Linked DNA regions of Homo sapiens: all the other regions are linked to region 2. A link is a contact called in ENCODE Hi-C or POLR2A ChIA-PET data. All regions are on one chromosome and are shown on one strand. Each heading gives the region's core, a stretch centred on a gene start or an enhancer-like site at or near the end of the contact. The rest is flanking DNA. Distances are from core to core; before and after follow the strand shown. Region 1 holds the start of COIL (coilin). Region 2 holds the start of DYNLL2 (dynein light chain LC8-type 2). Region 3 holds the start of PRR11 (proline rich 11).

Region 1 (3,594 bases), core at 26-2,525, 1.1 Mb before region 2:
CACGCAACAGAGTCGCACAGTGCCTAGCTAAGCGCGGATGTGCTAAATCAAGGCTGAAAGAAAGCCTGGCCCTGCCCTTAGGCATCAGGGATTTTCCAAGTTTGATTCTCCTGTCATCAGAAGCATCCCGGGAAGGATGCTCGTTACACTGCAGATTCCAGCCAGGCGCGGAGGCTCACGCCTGTAATCCCAGCACTTTGGGAAGCCGGGAGGATCACTTAACGTCAGGAGTTCAAGACCAGCCTGGCCAACACGGTGAAACCCCGTCTCTACTAAAAATACAAACAAACAAACAAAAAATTAGCCGGGCATGGTGGCGCCCGCCTGTAAGCCCAGCTACTCGGGAGGCTGAGGTGGGAGGATCGATTGAACCCGGGAGGTGGAGGCTGCAGTGAGCTGAGATCGCGCCACTGCACTCCAGCCTGGGTGACAGAATGAGACTCAGTCTCAAAAATAAAAATAATAGGGGCAGGATGCGGTGGTGCACGCCTGCAATCCCAGCACTTTGAGAGGCCGATGCAAGCGGATCAACTGAGGTCAGGAGTTCGAGACCACCTTGACCAATATGGTGAAACCCCATCTCTACTAAAAATACAAAAATTAGCCGGGCGTGGTGGCGGACGCCTGTAGTCCCAGCTACTCGGGAGGCTGAGGCAGGAAAATTGCTTGAACCCGGGAGGTGGAGGTTGCAGTGAACCGAGATCGCGCCACTGTACTCCAGCCTGGGTGACAAAGCAGGACTCCGTCTCAAAAAAAAAAAAATAATAATAAAAAATAATAATAAAATGCAGATTCCTGAGCCCCAAAGTTGACTACACCAATCAGGATCTCCGGGGTTCGCGAACGTGCATTTTTACAGCCCCACCCCCCTCCAACCCTCGTCCCCTTCCCCATCCCCCATCCCCTCCACTACCAGGTCTAGCGGCTTCAGGCCCGGGCGTGCGCAGGCGCGTCCCCCGCCCGCCGCCCACCCGGCCGTCCCGCTCCCTGCGCCGCGCACCTGAGGCAGTCGTTGTCTCTCACAAGGCGCGCGCTCTCGGCGGGGGGCAAGAGCCCCCCCTCCAGGTAGAGGCCTAGGAAGGCCCCAGAACTGAAGCCGAAGCGCTGGCGGATGAGACTAATGAGATCTGTGACGACTCGGCATCTGTTCAAGTCGACCAGAAGCCAGAAGGCCGTACAGTGCGGGGTAGCTGGCGGCGGGTAATCAAATTGAAGCCGTAGCCTAACCGTCTCGGAAGCTGCCATCTTGCTTGGTGCTCAACGGAAGCCGAGAGATACCACGGGGCCACCGAGAGGCGTGCTCGGGCGGCTCGCCCCCGCCGGAGCCTTTGGCGTGTGCCACCTAGTGGTGAAACCTGGCTACTACAGGCTGCGTCTAGGCGAGAACTCGGAGCGTGGTTGATTTCATTCAATTTTGTTCACGGCAGGGCTGAGGAAGGGAATAAGTGAAATGCCTTTATTACATTTCTACTGGGCGCTATGTAGGGTCTCCTAATTAAGGCAACTCTCTGGATAAATAACATTTCTCCTCAGCAGTAGTCTTCTAAGATATTTGCTCATCGACGTGAAAGATTTTTATAAAACAATCCTAACACATTTCGCTGACAAAATTTTTCATCATGATGAGTTGAAAAAGATGTAAGTCCTAGTGTGTTCTCAATGTTGAAATTTTGAAATAACACTGTTAATCATTCTTCCAAATGTATCCAGTGGAATATAAATACCTTAGCCTTTTAATACCCACCACCAAACAAAAATGTCCTTGCATTTCTCACCAGATAAATAAATCAGTATTTACATTATTTCTTCTATTTTTTGAACTAGAATTTACATTTCTCCACATAATATATATTAACTCCTTTAATTTTCATAACAAAAGTTAGGAATTATGAACTGTTATCCTTATTTAGAGGATTTAAAAAAAACAAGGTTCAGAGAGTTTAAGAAGTAACTAGAGGCCAGGAGCAGTGGCTGACGCCTGTAATCCCAGCACTTTGAGAGGCCAAGGTGGGCGGATCACTTGAGACCAGGAGTCTGAGACCACCCTGGCCAAAATGGTGAAACCCCAACTCTACTAAAAATATAAAGATTAGCCGGGTGTGGTGGCATGTGCCTATAATTCCAGCTACTCGGGAGACTGAAGCAGTAGAATCGCTTGAACCCAAGAGGTGGAGGTTGCAGTGAGTCAGGATCGTGCCACTGCACTCCAGCCTGGGCAATAGAGCAAGATTCTGTCTTAAAAAAAAAAAAAGGAGTAACTTCCCCAAGTTCACTAGACTAGTTAAGTTGTAGATACCAGGGAGTCAGTAGATGAATTGAAAACAAAATTTTTTAACTGAAAGTAAGGGTTTTTGGATTTTCTTTTTTTAGAGTCTTGCTCTGTCACCTAGGCTGGAGTGCCGTGGTGCACTCTGCCTCCCGGGTTCAAGTGACTTCCCACCTCAGCCTTCCTAGTAGCTGGAACCACAGGTGTGAGCCACCAAGCCCAGCTAATTTTTGTATTTTTTGTAGAGATAGGGTTTTTCCATGGTGGCCAGGCTGGTCTCGAATTCCTGAATTCCAGCAATCTGCCTGCCTTGGCCTCCCAAAGTGGTGGGATTACAGGCATGAGCCACCACCTCCGACTAAAATCAAGTTTATTAGAGAATTAAAGGAATAAAAGAATGACTACTCCATAGACAGAGCAGCGAGCCCATACTATAAGTATACTCAGTCAAGTATACTTATAGTTACTTCTTGACTGTATGCTAAACAAAGGATGGATTATTCATGAGTTTTCTGTATCCCTAGGAAAGGGGCAGGGATTTCCCTCAGAACTGAGGGTTACTCCCCTTTTACACCATACAGGATAACTTTTGGGCATTTCCGGCTGGGCGCAGTGGCTCACCCCTGTAATCCCAGTTTCTCCACATCCTGACTACCATTTGGCATTGTCACTATTTTTTAGTCATTCTGGTAGATGTGTTGTGGTATGTTGTGGTTTTATTTATTTGTTTGTTTGTTTTGAGGCTGGGTCTCATTATGTCTCCAGTGCTGAAGTGCAGTGGCGTGATCACAAGGCTTACTGCAGCCTTCACCTCTGAAGCTCAAATGAACCTCCCACTTCAGCCTCCTGAGTGGCTGGGACTACAGGCATGCACTGCCATGCCCTGCTAAATTTTGTAATCTTTGTAGAGACGGAGTTTTGCCACATTGCCCAGACTGGTCTCAAACTCTTGGGCTCAAGCTATCCTCCCACCTCAGCCTCCCAAATATTGGGATTACAGGCATGAGCCACCATGCCCAGCCTCTTGTGGTTTTAATTTGTATTTTCTAATGGCTAATAATGTTGAACATTTTTCCTGTGTTTATGTGCTTCTTCAGTGAAATTCTCTTCAAGTCTTTTACATCTACTCTTATTAGATTGTTAAATTTTGAGAGTTCTTTATGTATTCTAGATAGTAGTACTGAGGCAGGAAAATAGGATCTGGAGGCAGGGAACATAAGGCCAATTCACACTTCAGCTGTGACAGGAAATATCCTCTTCATTTACATAGGGCATACGAGGAGTAAATGACTTTCTAACTTTACCTCATCCTCTCCATTTACATAGGA
Region 2 (3,510 bases), core at 494-2,993:
CCGGCTGTATTTTAGCACCCGCTTGCTCCATCGGTTGGATACTCTTGCGCAGTGAATGACCTGTGCAACCATACGTGGCAGATCTGACCTTCAGGCCCTGGAAGGGCCTGGAAACTAAGGACTGTTGGAGAAAGGGGGTACTAGCTTCGCTTTCTCCAGGCAGTCCAGGCGATTAGCCCCGCACAAGCCCTAAGTGTATAAATCATCCTTCCTCGTCTCCCTCCCTTCCTCCCATAGAGGCCACGCCTCCCATTCATGAACACAAAGACTGACATCAGAAAACCCTTAGTGTGAGGGGATACCCCAGGCCTTAACTGGTCTCTGAAATCCCCCAACTGAGGTTGTTAGAGGACAGAACTGTGGAAAGCAGTAACCAGAGGGAATGATTTTTCCAGGTTTCCCCTGACACATAACGAACACTAACTTTTGATGCTTCAAACCAGAGCAGGCCAGGGCCAGGGCAAGTCTGACTTCCTGACCATGGTTTGGAGAGGCGAAGGGGAAAAGATGGGAGTGGGAGCTATCCCCGGCAGCTTCTTAATCCCTACTGTATGGCCAAAATGCTTGGTTCCCAATAAAGGCTCGTCAGCCCTTGAGGTAGACACTTCTGTATAAAACAGACCAGAAAGAAAACCGCAGGCCTGAGGATCTTTCCTGGGAGTGGGATGGAGTGAGGGCAGGCAGGCTCCCAACGCGCACGTTCACACCCACTCTCCCAGAAGTAGTCTCTTGAGCCTCCAGAGGGGCTGCTTCCTGGGTGCACCTCTTTTCAGCTAGAAGCAAGTCAAGCCTGACCTGCGGGATCTGGCAGGGCTCTCTGTACTTGGATTCTCTCCTTTATAAAGTGAGGGGTGTGGATGGGTGGTTTTTGAAGGCTCCTCACAGCTCTGACAGGCACCACCTCTGGGGGCTTCTATTCACTCTCCTCCAACCTTGTCTACCTGGACAGGCAGGGACAGACGACAAGAAATCGCTCACTCTCACCCCCATCCCAGGACCCCAAGGCCATAAATGTGCAAGGACAGCAGAGGCCTGCGTACCAAAGACACATCCCCATCAATTTTGCTTCGGCTCTGTCTCCATTGCTCCTGTAGACAAATACCGGCTGGGGGCCCAGCTGGGAGTTTAGGTCCTTCAGCCTCAAAGAACAAAGGAGGAAGAAGGGACCTTCCCGGAAGGTGAGGGGAGGGAGTCCTGGGGCTCCTATGCCTCTCCCTCTCCATAGGGCTGGCTGTCCCTCTCTTTCTCACAGATACGGGAGGAGGGAGTGTCCTGTCTTTTCCTCTGAGGCTGGTGACTTCATCTCCTCCCCTCTCTAAGGTTGGGGTCTCTACCTCAGCCCCATCTGTTCCCTGGGTCTGAAATCTCCATCCCCCTCTCCCTTTTTTCTCCTTGGGACTGGGGGTCTCCACACCCTTCCCTCTCCTCCTCTCTCAGGACCATGTCTCTTTATTCCTTTTCAGGCCTGGCCTCTCCAGCCCCGGGGGGAGGGGTCCGCATTCCTCTCCTTTCTTAAGGCCACGGCTCCCTCCCCCACCCGCTCCAGCTCCTCCTCCCCACCCCCTCCCTCCGCCCCGAGGCATTGTGGGAGGAAACAAGATGTGGGGCGAGAGCGGCGCGGGGAGAAGCCCGCAGTGCGGGGCCGGGCGGGCTCAGCCAATGGGGAGCGCGGACGGCGGCGCGCGCGGCGGGGGGGCGGGGGCGGGGCACTATTTCAGCGGGGGCCGCGCGTCGGCCGCGCTCAGCGGCAGAGCGGAGCGGAGCTGTGAGGCGCCAGTGCGGAGCGGGCGGGCGGGCGGGCGGCGTGAGGCGGAGCGCGGGCGGCCGGCGAAACTCCAAGGGCGGACCGCGGCAGGGAGCGATCGGCCTCGGGCTGCGGGAGCCGGAGACCGCGGCGGCGGCGGCTGCTGCAGCTGCAGGAGGAGCCCAGGGAACACCGCCCCTGCCTGTGCTCTGCCTCGGGCCATCGCTCCTCCCCAGGGCCCAGTGCGGACTCGCCTCCGTGAAGGTGAGCGGTGGGTGGGGGCGTCCCCCGGGTGGCGGGCCTGTGTCCGTCGCGTGCGACTCTACACGACCCGGCCCTCGCCGCGGTGGCCCTGCGGCCTCCTTAGCCGGCCCCAAGGCCTGGAACAGGGCTGGCCCCGCAGCCCTTGGCGTTGACGGTCCGGGCAGCGCAGCGCGCCCCCGCCGCCCCTCCCTCTCGGCGCAGCCCGGGCTGCGCCACCCTTTGCCCCGGCCACCCTCGTGGCGCTGCTGGAGGCCCGGGCTGCGGAGCTGCCGCTGCCCCCGCCCCCGGGAGTCTCTCTGCGCTGCGTGGAGGCCCCTGATGTCAGGGGCCGGGGAAGAGGGGGTGGAGAGGGCTCGGGCGTGACGCGGCTCCTCCTGCCGCCACCGCCACCCTCTGGGGCGTCCTTCCTGCAGCGAGGACGCCCAGTCACTCCGGCGCTGTTCCAGGCCGGGTGGGGGAGGGCGGCCGACCGGCCGGGGCCTGCGGACCTGGCCGGCGGCGCGGGCGGGAGGTCGGGGGGAAGGAGGATGCTTCCTCGTTCCCCAGGTGCTGCCCTTCGGGACCGCAGCGCTCTGGAGGATGGGATAGTGGAGGGATACGGCCCACTTGGAGAGCCCGAAGAGGGAAGTAGAAGTGTGTGTGTATTGGCGGGTGGGGATGGTGGTCCGTGTCATTCGGAGATTTAGCCTTTTTTTTTGGTTGCAAAACCAGGAATAGAGGATGGGAGCTGTCCTGGGGTGCCCTTTGTGCTTTTCACAGGAGCCTTGGCTCGTGACTGAGGCTGCTGGCCTGGGGCCCTCTGGCCATCTTCCTCCTATCTGGAGGCCCAGGTCCCTTGCTTTTTCCCAAGGAGGGAGGGGCTAGGCTGGACACCTTCCTGTGCTTTGCTTACCGGCACCTTGGACAGGGGTGGTAGGGGTTGGGCTTCACCTCTCTCAGATGCCTGGGGGGCCATTGTAGTCGTAAGACCAATATTATGTAACCGCAGGCTCTTTCCTGGAGAGTAAGGTGGCTTTTAATTACTGTAACAAAGTTGCTCCTTTGGACTTTGGGAATGAGGCAGTGGAGCAGGTGAGCTTGCAGGCAAAATGGTGCCAATTTCATACTTTCACTTTGCTGTCTAACCAGGCCCCACCCCCACCCCTGGGTTTGTAAACAGTGCCCCCTTCTGAGTGGTAACCTGGAATAGGCCACCAGGTGACACTAGTTTTTCTTCACTTATACAGAGCCTTATAATGTAAGAACCTTTCTCCCTGTGCTGCTGTTGTACCTTTGCTCAGACCCATTTGAGTTTACCCCATTTATCTCATTTCAACCATTAGTATTTAAAATGAAGATGTTGATTTGCCCAAGGTCACGTAACTAGTCATTCCTTGAACAGGGTTCTCCGAATCTTTCCTCAGCACCACATGGTGCTCACAGACTCCAGTTGAGGCTCTGACTTTTCCTCTCCAGAATGTGGGGGCAGAGGGTGCTGGTCTACTACCTCTTTGCTCTGCCAG
Region 3 (3,621 bases), core at 976-3,475, 1.1 Mb after region 2:
ACTCCAATTCATTAGCACAACAGAAGAAAATAAGATATATCAAGGCCTCACTTTTTCTGGGGTGGGAATGGGGGGTGGGTGAGGTTTCTTCCAGGATCACCACCCATCCTTTCCAAGGAAGAAGTTAGAGACCCAAGATTCAGCTTGAAGAAAGCAGGGCAGGCACAAAGGATACCTAAGCAGTAATGCCAGGGAATGGCGTGGGAAGGAGGGACGGATTACAAACGAAGAAAGAAGTCTTTTACTTTTTTAAAACTTAATCTTTTTTTTTTTTGAGACGTTGTCTCTGTCGCAAGGCCGGAGTACAGTGACGCGATCTCGGCTCACTGCAACCTCCGTCTCCCAGGTTGAAGCGATCCTCCTGCCTCAGCCTCCCGAGTAGCTGGGACTACAGGCGCGTGCCATCACACCCGGCTAATTTTTTTATTTTTAGTATAGACGGAGTTTCACCATGTTGGCCAGGGTAGTCTCAATGTCTTGACCTCTTGATCCGCCCGCCTCGGCCTCCCAAAGTGCCGGGATTACAGGCGTGAGCCACCGCGCCCGGCCAATCGTATTTAACAGACAAGCAAACAAACAAAAAAAGACAGGAGCTCAGTGGCAGGCGCTTCCTCCAAAGTCCAGGTTTTTAAGGAAAGCAGCCCAACCTGGGAAAAAAAAAAAAAAAGAAAAGAAAAGAAAAAAAAGATAATGCTGAACGAAAAGGGCTGAAGACAGAACAAGGACACTAAGAGGAAAAAAGCGCGGGCGATCAAGCTGGTAATCTAAGGATGGGAGGGAGGGAATAAAGAGAACAAGTGAGGGACGGATCCTTAAAGAAAACTAGGACAGCCCCCCAGCTGGGCGCCCCCCGAGCAGGCCAAACACGCCAGCAACAACGGGAGTGCTTTCCAATTCTTCGCCCCCGTTTTCTACTTTCACAGATGAATGAAAGTGCACAACTCCAGAGCAGGATGCCTTTCCTGTCTCAATCCCGCCCGCGCTCCGGGAGCGGAGCTCGTGGTTACGATCCCCTTCGCTCACACCTCTTCCCTCACCCACGGTTTGCCACCTCCGGATCAAACAGAAACGGGTTCCTTGGCCGTTAGGAAGTTGTGCATACAAGTCTAGCATCCTTTCTCAGACTTTCTCGGCCCGCCTTTTAGAACGTGAGCGGGTTGGCCCTACAGGGATTTCTCCTCGCCCCCGTCAGTTTATTCCCCACCCCACCCTCCGTTCCCCTTTCTTGGAGTGTGAACCACCTCTCCCTTCTTGGGACGCTTAGGGACCGTTCCATTCACATCTTTTTTGGTACAAACACAGAATGCGGTCTGCACCCGGCGCAGTTTCGTAAGGGGTGTAAAGGTGAGGGCAAGGAACAAGGAATTCCAAAGGCCCCGCACCCTCAGCATCTCCCGCCATTTCCCTGACGAGTTTCCCGGATGTAACCCCTTACCCGAGGCGGTTTAGACACCAGACGGTGGCGGCTCCCTTTGGTGCAGGAGGAGGGAACTCGACTCTGGTCCAGCCTCCGCCGCCCGGAGTTTCCGGCGACTCCAAATTGTGCCCCACCTCCGAGGCCATGGGGGAAAAATAAACTACCCAGTAGATCTCCTTCACTTTGCACTCACCATCAGTTCCAGCTTATCGACCTCCGCCTCCATGTTGAATAGTTGACATTCCGCAGACCGCGGCGGCGCTTAAGCCGCAAGCCGTACTAGCACGGAGGGCCTCCATTGGACAGCTGTCACTCAACATCTCGCACTCATTGGCTCCTCCGTTCCACCGGCTCCCGCCCATTGGAGACTGGGTAACGCCCCTCTGCATGAGACACATTTTCCTGTTGGGCAAAGGCACAAAACGCCGCAGGAGGATTGGCTGCTGTGCAAATTTTTTTTTCCATTGGCTGCCCCCTCCTCTCTACTTTCAATTTTGTAGTTAGGGCTCTGCAGAGAAGAGCTTGAGATTGGTGCAATTGGAAGAAGAGCCAACCAATCACACCAGAGCTTCCACCGACAGCAGAGGGGACGTAACACACCTTCTTTCCCCTCCGGCTTTCCTTCCCCTTCTCTCCCGCCTTCTCCTTATTCATACCAGAAGCGCCTCAGCTCTGATTGGCTGGAGCTCTGTGCTATCTCAGCCAATCACAAGCCGGGCTGTGCTCCTACACCATCCGAAGAGCGAATCGTGCAGAGACCGTGTCTACGATTGGCCTCTCCCTGACAAGGATTTAATTTTGAATTTTTCTTTATGGCGTGGGAGAGGCCACAGCCCGGACTCCATCGACTCCCCCGGCTCTTAGACTAGTAAGTGCAGGAACGATTATTTCTTTGTTATCTGAGCTCGCGTCTTGAGTAGCTGGGCCTGTTGCTGCTTGTGTTTTTATGGTTTAGGGAGGTGGGGACTTTGGCTGGACACGAAGGGGAAATGGAAAGGAGGAAGGGGAGGTTTGGGGCTGGGGAAGAAGTGCTCGGCCTGGCTTCATCTTAACCATACTTCTATTTAATTAACACTTCGCAAGATACGTTTTGGAGCAAAGCATCTGCCTTCCTTTTGAACATTTCTTTACATATTTGCTGCTCAATGCAAGTCCACAGATCAGCGGCATCCGCATCTCTTGTTTGCTTGTTACAAATGCAAATTATCGGACTCCACCCAAATTTACTAAATCAGAATATACATTTTAACAAGATTTCCCTGAGTGATTTCTATGCACATTAAAGTTTAAGTTGGTACATTTCTTGACTGGGAATATTACTATGTTACTCGATATTGTCTGGCATGCTGTTAGAGTGTCAATTTTAAATGCGTGTCCTGTTTACTGAGTGCCTAATACTGTGCGGGATGAGACTTTAGGGAGCTGCAGTCTCTTTGGAAAAACAAGACAGAACAAAAACAGCAATGCTTAAAAAAAAAAAAGCATAAAACATAAAATTTAAAAAAAGCAAGTACCCAGAAATAGTGCTATGGGTGTTCAAGAAGAATCAATTGGACTGCTAATGGAAATTAAGTAATTGAAGGCTATTTGTGGAGGAGCGCAAGAGACTTCCATAAAAATGTGTTTTAGGAAGATGGCAATGAAATGCAACAGTCATTTCCGTTGCTGCTACAGCTTTGAAAGTACCCCAGAACAAAGAACTTTTCTTCTCTTTCTTTCTTTTTTTTTTTTTTCTTTTTTTGTGACGGAGTCTCGCTCTGTCGCCTAGGCTGGAGTACAGTGGCACAATCTCGGCCCACTACAACCTCAGCCTCCTGAGTAGCTGGGAGTACAGGCGCACGCCAGCACGCCCGGCTAATTTTTGTATTTTTAGTAGAGACGGGGTTTCACCCTCTTGGCCAGGATGGTCTCGATTTCCTGACCTCGTGATCCACCAGCCTCAGCCTCCCAAAGTGCTGGGATTACAGGCGTGAGCCACCACGCTCGGCCGCAAAGAACTTTTCATATCATTGGGTGGAGTTTTCACAGAAGCAGCAGCGCCAACTCCTGCAAAAGACTGTAATTCTTACTGTATTATTTATTGCATCTTCCTATTGGAAAATAGCTTTAGACCCATCTTTTAGCCATATGAAGATGTGGTATGATATGAAGAAGTAAAAACCTCCCTAACCAAGAGAATTTGACAATATTAGAATATATTCCTT

Evidence for each region. A loop is a pair of places that touch in the nucleus more often than their neighbours do. ChIA-PET counts read pairs that join two places held with the same protein, here RNA polymerase II (POLR2A). Pooled maps may share reads with other maps.
Region 1: a loop to region 2 is called in a map of gastrocnemius medialis, with 3 times the contacts of the local background. The contact joins the promoter of COIL here to the promoter of DYNLL2 in region 2. A Hi-C loop is called at or near these places in 3 of 168 maps with a recorded cell type or tissue (ascending aorta, gastrocnemius medialis and heart left ventricle) and 15 of 50 pooled maps. POLR2A ChIA-PET finds 5 or more read pairs at or near these places in 1 of 52 experiments (activated T-cell).
Region 3: a loop to region 2 is called in a pooled map, with 32 times the contacts of the local background. The contact joins the promoter of PRR11 here to the promoter of DYNLL2 in region 2. A Hi-C loop is called at or near these places in 9 of 50 pooled maps. POLR2A ChIA-PET finds 5 or more read pairs at or near these places in 2 of 52 experiments (WTC11 and endothelial cell of umbilical vein).

Annotation. Positions count from the first base shown.
Region 1 is chr17:56,959,775-56,963,368 of GRCh38, forward strand. It overlaps COIL (coilin), which reads right to left and starts at 1,276. Exons shown (of 7, transcript NM_004645.3): 1 at 1,001-1,276. The coding sequence starts at 1,245. It overlaps LOC105371836 (a long non-coding RNA gene), which reads left to right and starts at 1,374. Exons shown (of 4, transcript XR_934875.4): 1 at 1,374-1,638. RefSeq lists a silencer at 878-987 and enhancers at 1,114-1,408, 1,158-1,297, 1,308-1,357.
Region 2 is chr17:58,081,676-58,085,185 of GRCh38, forward strand. It overlaps DYNLL2 (dynein light chain LC8-type 2), which reads left to right and starts at 1,744. Exons shown (of 3, transcript NM_080677.3): 1 at 1,744-2,008. It overlaps DYNLL2-DT (DYNLL2 divergent transcript), which reads right to left and starts at 1,529. Exons shown (of 3, transcript NR_110809.1): 1 at 1,041-1,529; 2 at 1-941. RefSeq lists an enhancer at 1,473-1,767 and silencers at 1,484-1,833, 1,844-1,903, 1,944-2,363, 2,404-2,533.
Region 3 is chr17:59,153,521-59,157,141 of GRCh38, forward strand. It overlaps PRR11 (proline rich 11), which reads left to right and starts at 2,226. Exons shown (of 10, transcript NM_018304.4): 1 at 2,226-2,285. SKA2 (spindle and kinetochore associated complex subunit 2) reads right to left here and starts at 1,666. Exons shown (of 4, transcript NM_182620.4): 1 at 1,611-1,666. The coding sequence starts at 1,643. RefSeq lists enhancers at 1,454-1,693, 2,354-2,403.